3 separate regions of the Homo sapiens genome follow, and regions 1 and 2 are each linked to region 3. Evidence: chromatin contacts called from ENCODE Hi-C or POLR2A ChIA-PET data. All regions are on one chromosome and are shown on one strand. The core of a region is the stretch at or near the end of the contact, and the rest is flanking DNA. Distances in the headings are between cores, read along the strand shown. Region 1 holds the start of PPP3R1 (protein phosphatase 3 regulatory subunit B, alpha). Region 2 holds the start of C1D (C1D nuclear receptor corepressor). Region 3 holds the start of WDPCP (WD repeat containing planar cell polarity effector).

The links. Hi-C counts contacts between places; a loop is a spot of excess contacts on that map. ChIA-PET counts read pairs that join two places held with the same protein, here RNA polymerase II (POLR2A). Pooled maps may share reads with other maps.
Region 1: a map of naive thymus-derived CD4-positive, alpha-beta T cell shows a loop between it and region 3 (16-fold over the local background). The contact joins the promoter of PPP3R1 here to the promoter of WDPCP in region 3. A Hi-C loop is called at or near these places in 1 of 168 maps with a recorded cell type or tissue (naive thymus-derived CD4-positive, alpha-beta T cell), 1 of 37 single-sample maps with no recorded cell type and 6 of 50 pooled maps. POLR2A ChIA-PET finds 5 or more read pairs at or near these places in 1 of 52 experiments (CD4-positive, alpha-beta T cell).
Region 2: a loop to region 3 is called in a map of CD8-positive, alpha-beta T cell, with 12 times the contacts of the local background. The contact joins the promoter of C1D here to the promoter of WDPCP in region 3. A Hi-C loop is called at or near these places in 3 of 168 maps with a recorded cell type or tissue (CD4-positive, alpha-beta T cell, CD8-positive, alpha-beta T cell and naive thymus-derived CD4-positive, alpha-beta T cell) and 8 of 50 pooled maps.

The regions. Positions count from the first base shown.
Region 1 is chr2:68,251,174-68,253,873 of GRCh38, reverse strand. PPP3R1 (protein phosphatase 3 regulatory subunit B, alpha) reads left to right here and starts at 1,342. Exons shown (of 6, transcript NM_000945.4): 1 at 1,342-1,749. The coding sequence starts at 1,747. It overlaps PPP3R1-AS1 (PPP3R1 and CNRIP1 antisense RNA 1), which reads right to left and starts at 2,271. Exons shown (of 2, transcript XR_001739527.2): 1 at 2,140-2,271. RefSeq lists an enhancer at 223-892 and silencers at 983-1,422, 1,683-1,732, 1,913-2,022.
Region 2 is chr2:68,061,558-68,064,502 of GRCh38, reverse strand. C1D (C1D nuclear receptor corepressor) reads left to right here and starts at 1,499. Exons shown (of 5, transcript NM_173177.3): 1 at 1,499-1,545. RefSeq lists enhancers at 1,148-1,648, 1,401-1,810, 732-1,931.
Region 3 is chr2:63,587,038-63,589,737 of GRCh38, reverse strand. It overlaps WDPCP (WD repeat containing planar cell polarity effector), which reads left to right and starts at 1,261. Exons shown (of 18, transcript NM_015910.7): 1 at 1,261-1,541. The coding sequence starts at 1,467. It overlaps MDH1 (malate dehydrogenase 1), which reads right to left and starts at 775. Exons shown (of 9, transcript NM_005917.4): 1 at 692-775. The coding sequence starts at 694. RefSeq lists enhancers at 745-1,064, 1,576-2,096.

The DNA of each region.
Region 1 (2,700 bases), core at 93-2,592, 4.7 Mb before region 3:
AGAAAGAGAGACAGGAACCATTTAGTCCTAGGGCAAATCGCTGAGCGTTTATTAGAAAAAAATGCATGCTCATCATATGGAAAAATAATTAGCACATAAAAAGAATAAAGTTCTCATGTAAGGATCATTAAGACTTTTTTAAAAAAAAACAACACAATGGCTTTTTATAAAATGACTCAAAGGCTTTATCAATAAGGAGTTTCCGATCACTCAGAAAACATCCTCTCTCTCTCTCTCACACACACACACACACACACACACACTCTCAAACACACACGAGTGCGGGCGATTATCAAGGCTTGTAAAGGAATAACTGGTTAAAATAGTTGCAAAATGTTTTCTTCGTTATCCTCATCACACCTCTCCTGACAGCTTTATTTCTTCTCTCGAACATAAATTTCCTCCTTATGCTTTTCTGGATGTAATTTCCTATTGTAATCTGAATTTTCTGGGAAGATAATTGCCACAGGAGTGGATATAGCTCTACTAAAAGGATAAGCGGGCAATCTACATTCGAGTTTTTTTCTTTTTTTAAACAAAAACTGATGGACTCCGCCAAAGGGGAGTCTGGACGGTTTATGGGAATGCAGAGCTGGGTGGAAAGTCTTTCTGCGAGTGGGAAGTATCCCTTCTCCTCGTTTGCCCAGGTTCTCCCCACGCCTCGGGCTGCGGCCAGCTTTGGCTCGCTTCTCTGTCTTTGCAACCTGGTTCCTGACTCTGCCAATTCATATTACAGATGGGCCTGCGGGTGCTGCACCGGGGTGACAGCAGTCCTGATGGGCCGTGCAATTCTGTAGTGGATCCAAGTCGGTACACGGATGCACAGATACCTTTGACTGCCTCTCGCAGGACTTGGATTTTTCCTGTTTTTTGGTGCGGCATCCGGGTGGTTCTGACACCCTAAGACTGCTCCTCTGCTCCTCCTCTCCCGCAAGGCTTCCACTCCAGGGCCCCTGTCCCCCTTTCGCTAGCACTCGCGCACCCCTCGCGCTTCCTCCCGCCGGGGAACCCTCGCATTTCCTCCTTCCCCTCCCAGCCTTGCCTTCTTCCCCGCCCGCCTCCAGCCACATGACCGGAAGGGCTCCGCCACGCGACGTCACCGACGTCCGCGCCCCCGCCCCTGGCCTCCCCCCACCCTGCACGCAAGGGGCGGCCGGCTGAGGGGCGAACGTGGTCCGCGCGCTCAGCGTTCCCCAACCAGAGCTCGCCAGAGCGCCGCGGCACTCGCCGCCCAGCGGGGCGCGCAGGTTCCCGGATGTGCGGCGCTCGCGGAAGCCCCGCCCCCGCCCCGCGCGCTGCAGCACTCCGCTTTCCCCTCCCTCTCCGCCCTCCCCTTTTTTCGTGCCTTGAGGTTGCGGGTCAGCGCGAGCCGCTGCAGTGAGTCCGTCACGGCTCCGGCGCGAGCGCGAGGCTGCAGCCCCCGAGTTTCCCGGCCGTCTTCGCCCCCTCTCCCCCTCCTTTCTTCTTCTCTGCCTCTCCTGCCTCTCGCCGCTGCTCCTCCCGCGCTCTCCGGCTCTGAATCTCGACCTTAATTTATTTCCCCCTACCCTGCCCGCTCCCTCGCGTGCCCAATCGCCCGGCCGGCGCGGGCCCCGCGGCGCCGCCTCCCCTCCCCCACGCGCGCCCCCTCCCCGCCGGCGACCCGAGGGCCGCAGCTGGGCCGCCGCCGCCGTTTCCTGCGAGCCAGCCTGAGCGCAACACTTCTCCGAGCCAGCGAGCCAGCGAGCCGCCGACCCGCCGAGCAAAATGGTGAGACCTTGGCTTCCTCGATGCACCATCCCTCCCCCTACTGCCGCCGTCCGGGTCGGGTGCGGGGGCGAGCCCCGACGCCCCCGGTCGGCTGTCCCCCGTGGAAAATTCCAGAGACCCGGGCCCGGCGGGTCCCGCGGCGGTTGCGGGCGAGCCGGAGAGGGCGGCGGGGCGGCTGCTGACAGGACGGCGGCGGGGCCCCCGCGCCCGCCCCCGGCCTCTGCGGGGCGCCCCTCTGCTGCTCGGCCGCCGCCCCGCCGTCGCCCCACCCCCGCGCCGCCGGTCCCGCCCGGCATCGACCCCCGCGGGCACCGCTGACCATCAGCCCGGCGCACTCTCCTTCTCGCGACCCTCCTCCACGTGGAGCACCCCCCTCCCCTCCACACTCACTCTGTTTTTCGAGTTCGAGGGTATTCTGAAATCCTTTGGAAATAACAATATGTGGCAAATGGCACTTTACATAAGACCCACTTACTCTCCAGAGCTGCTGCTGCTTCCACTCACTGCCTGTTTCCCAGCAGTGAGTCTTGGCAGGGAACCCTGCCACTCACTTCCCCTCTCCTGCGAGCGTCGGTTTAGCTGCGGTGCGCAGCCCTGCGGGGTTTCCGTTCGCTGCTGCTTTGCTCGCTGCCCTGGCGAACCGGAAAGATCCAAGGTGTTTGTTCACGAAAACATACGCGAACTTGGTTTGGGAGAAATGGGGGCGCTTAATTTTTCATGCTTCCGTTACTACCAAGGGTTTTTTCATTTTCTTTGGTACCTTCTTGTGTCTCTCTCTTGGAGTGGTTGTTTTTGAATCATGGCGATTTTAATTTGTCTTTCCTTACCCTCACATTAATCCCTAGGTAGAATTCGCTGCTGTAGTGTTTCAGACCGACGCTAGGGGTGTGTCTCCCGCCTCTGTCGCTGCAGCCAAGAAATCAACGACGCCCTTTTAGCCTGTTACCTTAC
Region 2 (2,945 bases), core at 250-2,749, 4.5 Mb before region 3:
TGGCCCCTGCTGGGAGGTGTCTCCCAGTTAGGCTACTCGGGGGTCAGGGACCCACTTGAGGAGACAGTCTGTCCGTTCTCAGATCTCAAACTCCGTGCTGGGAGAAGCACTACTCTCTTCAAAGCTGTCAGACGGACATTTAAGTCTGCAGAACTTTCTGCTGCCTTTTGTTCAGCTATGCCTTGCCCCCAGAGGTGGGGTCTACAGAGGCAGGCAGGCCTCCTTGAGCTGCGATGGGCTCCACCCAGTTCAAGCTTCCTGGCCACTTTGTTTATCTACTTAAGCCTCAGCAATGGCAGACGCCCCTCCCCCAGCCTCGCTGCTGCCTTGCAGTTTGATCTCAGACTGCTGTGGTAGCAGTGAGCCAGGCTCCGTGGGCGTGGGACCCTCTGAGCCAGTCACGGGATATAATCTTCTGGTGTGCCGTTTGCTAAGACCGTTGGAAAAGCACAGTATTAGGATGGGAGTGTCCCAATTTTCCAGGTACCGTCTATCATGGCTTCCCTTTGCTAAGAAAGGGAATTCCCTGATCCCTTGTGCTTCCCGGGTGAGGTCATGCCTCGCCCTGCTCTGTGGGCTGCACCCAGTGTCTGAGAAGCCCCAGTGAGATGAACCCGGTACCTCAGTTGGAAATGCAGAAATCACCCATCTTCTGCGTTGCTCATGCTGGGAGCTGTAGACTGGAGCTGTTCCTATTCGGCCACTTTGGAACCTCCCCCAAAACTTTAAATATTACATACATGGTGCTTGTTCAAAATGCTTTTACATGCATTTAATATACGGACAACTGTTTCATGCATAACTTTTTATCAAATTACAGCCGTGGAATGACAAGTTACAAATGTTAAGACAATGCTCAATCGCTTATACTACACTTTCAATGAACAGTATGTACAGTTTCTGTTAATGCCTTTATTTTCTATTATGTTTGTTCTGATTGCATACATTGAAATGCAATTTTACATTTATTTGAAACTAATAAAAAATTTGGGCTTGTATTTTGCACATATTTTCCCCATTTTTCTACTAATTCATTTTTACTGTATTTTATAGAAGTACCTTTTACTGACAGATTGGAAAAATAAAGAACCCATTCTTCCCCACGGATAATCTAATAAAGAACCTGTTCTTCCCCACGGATAATCTGGGAAGCTGCTCTAAGAGGCTCATCTAGAGGCAGACAATAAAAGGGTAGAAAGAATGAGGGCCCTGAAAAAAGCTTCTGGGAAAGTAAAAACCCGAACAAAGTTTCGATAACTAAGATTTTTTTCCTGGTTAAATACACTCAACCTGTATTTGGGGTGAGTGTTAGCCGGGTACAAAGGTAGACAAAAGTTCCGAGTGCCGCCGCAATCGTCTCCCACAACATGGGTCTGAGCTACTCAAAATGAGATTTGCCTTTGGAGAAGAGTTAAGGAGCAGGGGGCGTGGCGAGCAGCGTGAGATCATCGGGAAGCGCCGCTCGTGGCGGGGGCAGAGCCGGCGCGTCATTGTCGTCATCGTTGCCCGACCGCTTTCCGGGAGACTGGAGTCGAAGGCCGTGAGGTATTTTTCTAAGGTGTAGTTTCAGTTTTTCTCCTGCTCCTGTTTAACTCCGCTTTTCCTCTCCTGGGATTCCCCTGTCATCCTCTGGGCAGACTGAGAAAATCGGAGTTTGGCTGCGTAGCCTTCCAGGAATGCAGTCTCTCACAGCTCTTCGTTGGGGCAGCATTGTTGGCAGGTCCCCCACTTCCGCTTGTTTTGGGGCTGCTTGCAGGCTTTGGCTTACCCCGGCCCCTCATTTCTCTCTTTTGCTCCGGTCTCTCTCTTTTTCTTCGTTTGTTAACCACCCCCTTCTCAAATCTTGGAAGACGAAGAAATTAAAAACAAAAATCAAAAAACATTGAAGTCTTCACAATTTTCAGCTGTTTTCAATCTTGCTTAGGGAGAGAGGCTAAAGTGGAACGTCTAGGGGAGTAACTTTACTGTGTTAGCTCCGTTTATCATTCACATTCACAGACTGCCTGCTGCTGCAGTATTAGCTCATCTGAGATAGTGGGCTAATTTCGACCTTTAGCTGAAATCTGTAGTGGGTAATCCAAGAGAGCAGTTTTTCTTGATGACCCGGATAAGTTCAGTGTAACTCAAACTTGTTTCAAAATAGCTTTAATGTCCTCAATGTTTGCTGACTACAGTTCAGTTTTGGCTTGATAAAGATGTATTTGTCGCAATGAGATGTTTGCTATCCACTTATTAACCTATTAGGACTGTCTGATGGTGGACTGAACCAAGACTTAACCGTGATTTTTTAAAAAATTAAATTTAAAAATTTTGTGGGTACATAGGTGTATATATTTATGGGGTACACGAGATGTTTTGATACAGGCATGCAATATGTAAGAATCACATGGAAAATGGGGTATCCATCCCTTCAGGCACTTATCCTTTGTGTTACAAACAATCCAGTTATACTTTTAGTTATTTAACTCTGTATTTTTGATTCAAAAACAACAGATTAGCCCTATTGAAGTACAGAGAAATGTTTGTGTTTGGTGGAAATGATAGAACTCATTGTTTTGTTGAAAGATAGTGACAAGTGTGAATAACGGTTTTTCAAAATAAAATTCTCAGTCAAAAGATACTACAGCTGCCTTCAGTTAGCTGTGTTGTATGTATCACAGTTCAAAAGTAATGTAATTTTTTTCTTAACTGCTTTTACCTTTTCAAATGGCTCTTCATATGTATTATCTCAGCTACTGTTTCCAAAGTTGACCCTTCAAGCATGGCTCTAAATAGTTCACATTGGATTAGAGTATTTGGTAATTTTCACTTTTAGTAAAATACTATCTAATGTATTGAGTGCTAACTGAGCCAGGCCCCGTTCTAATGGCTTTTATCTAGTTTATTTAATCTGTGCAACAACACTATATACTCTTATTTCAGAAATAAGATAATTGTAATAATCA
Region 3 (2,700 bases), core at 12-2,511:
TTCCATGACAAAATGGTTACTCTGTTACATTTAAGAGAGGTGCTTCTGGAATTCACAATATACAGTTCAATAAAGAATATTTGCAGTAGTTATTTAGTTAGTGATGCTGTCACTTCAATATATCCTGGCATTACAAAAAAGGTCAATGAACGGGTTCCAAATAACATTTTGAGAAATTAGATATGGCGGAAACACGTCTGCTGCAAACGCAGATCGTAATCTGGAGCACCTGGTAAATACTACCTTTCCAGCTTTTTGCTTTCAAGGTCCCTGTGACAAAAGCCGTTATAAACACTGTGGGCAAATGAGGAGAAAAAGGGGTTAGGACCCAACCTTTCCCTCCCATCGCAAACCTTATCGTCCTTATCAAACACCGTAACGTCCTTTGGAAAATAGCTGCAGCGTCGCATTTTGTCCTCCCGTCATGCAGCAGGATTAAGATCGCTCCTCTCCCAGGACAACTACTTCTCCAGAGTCCTCCTAAGAGCGCCCCATACCCCGCAAGGTGGAAATCAATCCCTTCCCATTACTGGGTCACTGCGGCAATCCCCAGAAGATGAGTCCGAGCTTGCCAAAGGGCGCGAAGGACAGTGCCTTGCACAGCTGCCTCCCAAAAGTCCCTAAAGTGCAAGAAACCCCACTCAAGGGCGCGAGGGCCAGAGGTGGGCAGGAACCCGGGGCCCACACTCACCATGATTGAAAACTGCGGGGACAATTTCAACAACTGCAAAATGAGCCTCAGAGAGTCAGGTCACCTCTACCGCGGAACTGACTCGGAGAGGGCGAGCGGTGTTAGCGAGAAAAGGCTCCGCTCCCGACGCGGCGCTCTCTGGGAACTGTAGTTTACGCTGCCCTGGTTGTGGCGCAATCTCCAAAGCATTTCCTTCAAGTGTTGAACTACACTTCCCGATACCAGAGGTTTTTTTCAAGCTCTTCTCACTGCGCTCTGCGCCGATTGCAAAGTAGTCCCTGAGGATGAGCCCCTGTGATTGGAGGACGACAACAAACGGATGGTTTGGGCTCAGGAGGAAAGGACCTGCCTGATGGAGCCCGGCAATTGGCGGGAGAGATAGCGTGTGTAACTCTAGGGAGGGGAGAATCACCCCTTAGCGACATCACCCCCACGCGCGTGACTGAGACTGCATCCTCCCATGAGGGTAAACGTGGGAGGTAAAGAGACCTTCCGCTGCGTAAAGCTGGATCGACCCGGAAACAAAATCTTTTAAAAAACGATTGACACTCTGGAGGGGCGGGGGAATTGATAAGTTGGGACGACCGGACAGCTTCTCAGGTTGCTAAGCGACGAGGCGGGAGCGCACGCACACCCTGGCTGCTTTGTAGCACCTGAGGAAACTGTGGCGGCGGCGGCGGCGTCCTGGAGACCCAAGAGACCAAGCGAGCGTGTCGCTCCCTCTCGGGTCCGAGGACCTAGCCTAGGAACCTTCTGCCCGGGGTAGTGTCTGGTGATGAGGCGAGAGTTTTGCTGGGACGCCTACTCCAAAGCGGCCGGGAGTCGCGCTTCTTCCCCACTCCCGAGACAGGTGAGCCCTGGCCCGAGGGCAAGGGGTTTTCTTTTAACCTTAGGATCCGGAATGCGGTTGGTGCGCCGTCCCGCTTTGCTTTTATCCGCTGTGCGGATGCCTGCAAGCTCGCCGGTCCCTTTTCTGAGCGGAGTATGAGGGCTGTGGGAATGCAGCTATTTTGGAGGGGGTGGTGCCCTGGAGTAGGTGCACCCCCGACCCCAAATGGAGCTCTTCCAGAGTTATATCAAAAATATTTATTGAGCATTTACTTTGTAGGAGGTGAGCCTCTCCCTTCCAGGAGGTCACAGTATACGGTTCTAATTTGCTCTAAGCCCTCCGTGAATGTTGAGTTTTGTCCATTCCCTTTTGGAAGAAACAGGATGCGCCTTAAACCATCTTGAGTCTTAAAGTTATGCCAAACAGGCATTTCTAAGGAAAGACTGGCGACTGAAGGGGAGACACTGGTTGTTTAGTCAGTCAGTCTCAGCTGGTAAAACAACTTAAGAGGTTCTCTTTAAAATTAATGCTGCCAAGAGAATTGCTGTGCTTTTTGAAAGCTTGTTTCTTGTGGATGTTAAAAGGAAGATATGATGCTCGGGAGTAGCATACACAGCATATACGTAATGAAAATGAATAAAACATCTCTATTAGATAACATTGTTAGAACTTCCGTTTTTTCTCTGTCACTGATAAATGAATGCCAAGTAATATCTTTCAATTTTTCTCTATTTCAGTTTGGAGGATTTGCTATTTTTGGAAAGAAATGTAATGCTTTACTTTTAGCATTTATTAATATCATACCTGAATGACTCTCCTTGTATCTCTTTATTCATTTGGCTCTCAGACAACATACTTTCCTGGTTTTCCTCTTTTGTTACTGGTTCTCAGTTCTGCGGAGTTTCTAAATTTTTTTTAGTTGTGATCTCTTAACATTGGGGTGCCTGTATTCTCTGTCTATACTAAATCCCTCAGTGAGCTAATTCATAAGTTGCATCACTTCAAATGCTACTTTTAATGTCAAAAACTCTCAAATTTATGTGTCTAGTCCTGAATTAGTAGGTGTGCATTATTCTCAAACCTAGGTTCTCTGAGTTTTACTTTTTACTCTGAGCAGTTACGAAAAATTTCTTCCATTATCCTCCTAAATGAATTCTTCTACTAGCTGCTAACAGAAAGA